2 separate regions of the Homo sapiens genome follow, and region 2 is linked to region 1. Evidence: chromatin loops called from intact Hi-C (ENCODE). Cell type or tissue: heart right ventricle. All regions are shown on one strand. Links, peaks and the distances in the headings refer to the core of each region. The heading gives the core; the rest is flanking DNA.

The links. A loop is a pair of places that touch in the nucleus more often than their neighbours do. Peaks named below come from ENCODE experiments on the same cell type or tissue, not always from the same donor. Only the 100,000 strongest peaks of a DNase experiment are listed, where the experiment ranks them.
Region 2: a loop joins it to region 1, with 4 times the contacts of the local background. A loop is called at or near these places in 2 of 110 quality-filtered maps.

The regions. Positions count from the first base shown.
Region 1 is chr6:163,935,925-163,938,732 of GRCh38, reverse strand. The region is part of intron 4 of LOC105378102 (a long non-coding RNA gene); the gene reads right to left. Among named protein-coding and RNA genes, the nearest start is that of QKI, 520 kb to the right of the region's middle. In heart right ventricle, for the core only: no CTCF peak of the experiment used is centred there; no DNase peak of the experiment used is centred there.
Region 2 is chr6:163,437,801-163,440,608 of GRCh38, reverse strand. The region is part of intron 1 of QKI (QKI, KH domain containing RNA binding); the gene reads right to left. Among named protein-coding and RNA genes, the nearest start is that of QKI, 24 kb to the right of the region's middle. In heart right ventricle, for the core only: no CTCF peak of the experiment used is centred there; a DNase peak (open chromatin) is centred at 1,492; H3K4me3 peaks cover 229 bases; H3K27ac peaks cover 1,319 bases.

The DNA.
Region 1 (2,808 bases), core at 48-2,547:
GGGGCCCCCAGAGCTTTCTGACAATACATTCCGGAGATGCACCTGAGAACCCCTTTGAAAGACAGCACAATTTGACATCCACATTTTGTGACCATGACCTCAAAAACAGGTTCACTCTTACCATTAAAAAAAATGGGGAAAAAAAGCCCTGCTTTACACCTAACTCCTGCACCTACCACCCATAAGTTAATAAATAGAAGATGGCAATATTTTACTTTGACCCCTCACTGAAACAATCTGAGATTATTTTGTTTTTATCAACATCAAATGCACAGCTGCTGCAATCATGTATGACTCAAATATTAAAGGCAACTTTCACCAAATGGTCACACCAGCAAAAGCTTCCTCTACTTCTAATGTCCCTCTGTGGGTTGATTGGGTTGATTGTCCCACAGATAGGTTCTTCCTCATTTAATCAACCAGGATTAGCGTAAGGGTAGGCATTCACATTCATGCTTACTAAAAATAACGTGACAAAAAAGGCTTTGGGATAAGGCTAGCTTCCAGATTACCAAGTTAAATAAGCATGTACCATTACCTTAAATTTGCAAGTACTTTAATGTTTTAAGAATGTTTCCTATGTATTTATCTGGTTCACTAATCATTTATTCAGCTTGTCTGCATGGCCTGTATCCTGAGAAGTTTTGTGAAGTTCAGTGTTACTACGCCATCTTAATTTAATCAGGGTGATGTTTTCAAAGTTATCAACATGCAGATTTGTTAGAATATAGGTTTGGCCACTATCACAGAAACCATAAATGACAGTAGCTTAAATAAGTTGGAAGTTTATTTCTCTCTCATAAAATACTGAGATGAGAGGAACATCCAGCTGGAAGGGCAGCTCCCTCCTCCTGCCTTGTTGCTCTGTCTTCCGTAAGGTTGTGAAAGGAAAACAAATCTTGGGACCCCAAAATCACTAAGCTAAGGAGAAAAGTCAACCTGGGAACTGCTTAGGGCAAACCTGCCTCCCATTCCATTCAAAGTCATCCCTCTGCTCACTGAGATAAATGCATATCTGATTGCTTCCTTTGGAGAGGCTCATCAGACACTCAAAACAATGCATCCATTTGTCTCTTATCTACCTACGACCTGGAAGCCCCCTCCCTACTTCTAGTTGTCCTGCCTTTCCAGCCCAACCACCATACATCTTAACATATTGATGTCTCAGGTCTCCCTAAAATGTATAAAACCAAACTGTGCCCTGACCACCTTGGGGACATGTCACCAGGACCTCCTGAGGCTGTCACAGGCACACATCCTTAACTTTGGTGAAATAAACTTACTAAATTGACTGAGACCTCTCTCGGATATGTGGGGTTCATGACGTACCATGCTCTGCACCAATGCTGGCTCATCCCACATTGGTATCCTGGACAGCAGAAGGGAAGAGGAGGCACCACCTGGAAGCTCCACATATCCCTCTCTGTACACACCACTGGCCAGGACATAGACTTATGGCCAAAATGAGCTGCAAGGGAATCTTGGAAGCATGGGCTGGCTAGGCAGCAGCATGCCTATGTAGAAATTCTAACACGAGTGCAAGATAAGAAGTGTCAACAAAAAGAGTTAGACTCCATAAAATATTTGAAAGATTTACTCTGAGTCAAATATGAGTGGCCAATGGCCCGTGAAACAGCTCTCAGGAGATCCTGAGAACATGTGCCCAAGGTGGTCAGGCTATAACTTGGTTTTATACATTTCAGAGACACATAAGACCTCAATAAATACATAAGATATCAATCAATATATGTAAAATTTATATTTGTTTTGTCAGAAAAGATGGGAAAACTGAAAGCAGGGAGCATCCAGGTCATAGGTGGCAATTTTCTGATTGGCAATTGGTTGAAAGAGTTCATCTAAAGACCTGGAATCAATAGAAGGGAGTATCTGAGTTAAGATACGGGGTCCAGGAGATCTAGGTTTTATCACACAAATGAAGCCTCCCTGCAGCAGGCTTCAGAGAAAATAGATTTTAAATGTCTCTTATCAGACTTAAAGAGTCTGTTTGTCAGTCTTAAGGTTTCTGTTTTAATGTTAATGCTGGTCAGCTATGCCTGAATTCCAAAGAAAGGAAGGGATCATGAGGCATATCTTACCCCCACTTCCCACTGTGGCCTGAATTCATTTTTCAGATTAACTTTGGAATGCCCTTGGCCAAGGGGAGGGCCCATCAGTTGGCTGACATGCTTTGACTTTTATTTTTGGCTTGTAGAAGAATGGATTTAGGGGGTAAAACCAACAATCTGTATAATATTTTTTTCTTTGTAGCTTTACAGCTTTTTATAGTAAAATAAGATTCTGTAGCACAATAACTAAATATTGTTGAATTGTTCAATATTTTGAATATTGAGCTCATGAACCAAATACTGTTTGGAGAGGAAGCACTACTATTTTATCTCCTCCTTTAGCGCATCAAAAACCAGGACCAGAAGACCCGCATCCGTGCCCCTCTCTCCTAGAGTTCGGACATGGTCCCCCTTTCACTTAGGATGAGATCTGTGCTTCTACTACTTGTAAAAAATGACATGAGACAAGGAAAAGAAGTCTGCTACTTAGTTATGGTCTAGGATATACTGAAAACATCAAGAAGAAAATATAAGAGTAGAGAGTCAAAGGTAGAAATCTCTAGGCTATACCCTGAGAGAGCGGAGAACTTCAGATGGGTGAGGATAACACAGAAACCAGGGCCTCTCTTGCCACCACCCCCATATACCCTGATGTCCCCCTTGGGGCTCTGGGAAGAGGTTTTCTTTTTATTTTATTTTATTATTATTATACTTTAAGTTTTAGGGTACATGTGCACAATGT
Region 2 (2,808 bases), core at 48-2,547, 500 kb after region 1:
CATCTCATCATATAACTTAAACTAAGGAAGTTATGCCAATATTAAAAGCATTATGTTGGATTCTACAGTCATTCAGTCTATATGGCTAGGAGATACAAATCCAGAATTCAGAGTAATGAAGTCTAATGTCTTTCCACATAAAAAGCCTCCCCAAGAACTCTGTGGTGGAAGTCAGCATTTTATTCCATTATTATCAGGTAGATTCCCTTACAGGTAAGTAATATTTTCACCTTCATTTCATAGTTAGGAAAGAGAGATTTGGGGATTAAGTACTTTCACCAAAGACCACATAAAGATGAAAATCTAGCTGACTCCAAAAGCTGTATTCTTTTACTCATACCATTTGGCCTCTCCAGCACTACTGCTCCATCCCCAAAGTTAAATTTGGTTGCTGCTAGAGTGAGTGATCATGATAGTGGGAAAAGCAGTGATGACAGATGGTAAGAGCTAGATAGAGAAGAAGGAAAAGATGGGGCAGTGAGTAGAAATTAGAACTATGAATAAAGTAAAGAACAAAAAAGTAGAGACATATACAATGAGGGGGGAAAGGAAATGGTATATTCAAATTAAAAGTGGAATGAAAATCAGACAAGACATTCTCATTTAAGCTTTTCACCATCCATATTTACTCATCCATGAGGACTTCTAAGATTATTCTAGGCCAGGCACAGTAGCTCACGTCTGTAATTCCAGCACTTTGGGAGGCCAAGGCAGGCAGATCACTTGAGATCAGGAGTTCGAGATCAGCCTGGTCAACATGGCAAAACTCAATCTTTACTAAAAATACACAAATTAGCTGGGCGTGGTGGCACACACTTGTATTACCTGCTACTCGGGAGGCTGAGACATGAGAATTGCTCACACCCTGGAGATGGAGGTTGCAGTGAGCCAAGCCACTGTACTCCAGCCTGGGCAACAGAGTGAGACTCTGTTTCAAAAAAAAAAAAAAAAAGGATTCAGGACGCGGTGGCTCATGCCTGTAATCTCAACACTTTGGGAGGCCGAGATAAGTGGATCACCTGAGGTCAGCAGTTTGAGAACAGCCTGGCCAACACGGTGAAACCCCATCTCTACTAAGAATACAAAAAAAAAAATTAGCCATGTGTGGTGGCGGGCACCTGTAATCCCAGCTACTCGGGAGACTGAGGCAGGAGAATCACTTGAAACCAGGAGGCGGAGGGTGCATTGAGCCGAGATCGTGCCACTGCAATCCAGCCTGGGCAACAGAGTGAGACTCCGTCCCCCACCCCCCCGAAAAAAAAAAAAAACAAAAAAAAACCACGAAGGATTATTCTAGAGCGAAAATTCTGAGTTTGATAGAATAAATTCTTTCGCTTGAACAACAAATATTTGTAGGTGTCTGTCATGTAATACATGCTCAAGAATCTGCTATTATTAATGCAGTAGTTCCTATCTTTCTGTGGTATCAGACACTGTGCTGGAGACACACTGGTAAGCCATACAGCCCTTGCCCATGAAGACCTGGCAGTGGGCCAAGCTGTGGAGGTGAAAGAAGATGAAACTGATGATCTGGACCCTGTGCAGGCCTAGGTTAATGTGTGTGTTTGTCTTCAACAAAAAGGACTCAGAAGTAAAAATTAAATAGAAAAGTTCGAAAACAGAAAAGAGCTTATAGAATAAGGATATAAAGAAAATATTTCTGTACAGCTGTATAATGTATTTGTATTTTAAACTGTAATTGTAGTCAAAGGTTTAAAAAATTTAGAAGTTTATAAAGTTATAGTATGTTAAGGTTAATTTATTACTTAAGAAAAATATCTTTTATAAATTCAGGGCAGCCTAAGAATACAATGTTTATTAAATCCACAGTAGTATCCTAGGACTTTCACACATTCACTCACCACTCACTCACTGACTCACCGAGAGCAACTTCCAGTCCTGCAAGCCCCATTTATGGTAAGTGCTTTATACAGGTATACCATTTTTTATCTTTTATACCACATTTTTACTGTACCTTTTCTATGTTTAGAATGTTTCTACGTTTACACAAATACCATTGTGTTATAACTGCCTACAGTATTCAGTACAGTAGCATGCTGTACAGGTTTGCAGCCTAGGAACAAAAAAGGCTATACCATACAGCTGAGGTGTGTAGTAGGCTATACCATCTAGATTTATGCAAGTACACCCTATGATGTTCGCAAAAGGAAATAGCATAATGATGCATTTATCAGAATCTATCACTGTCTTTAAGCAATGCATGACTTTATGTGTATGTGTATATATATCTTTCTCTTTAAAATAATAATAGTACTGGTCATCAATGTCATTATAAATGATGACTGTGATGTAAAATTATATTCTGGAAATACTGTGTTCTGATAGATCTGAAAGACAGTATCTACTGATCTGATCATTATTTATCTGAAATATTATCTGAAATCTGAAAATGGTCTTTTCCCAGACTTTGTAGGCATAAAAAATACTTAGAAAAGACACCTAACAAATGCTGTTTGCAAATGACTTCTCACATGTAGATCTACTATACATAGCAAAAGGAAGGTAGAATGTAACAGGTTAATTTTCCCAACTCATTTTTACTAAGTTCCTCCTTAAAATTCAACCACATAATCCAGAAAACCTTAAAAGCTACTCAAACACAAACCTCACAGTACATTTAGCTTATGAAAATGACCGTCAAATACTTTTCCAACACTCTTTTTAAAAGGTCAGAGCTTTTTCTTCCAGGATCTGACCTTTTTTGGCTTAACCACTTTTCCGGAGTTTAAAATTAGTTTAACCACAAATGAATAATTTGAGGGAAACAGAGATGGGAGGGGAGGGCAT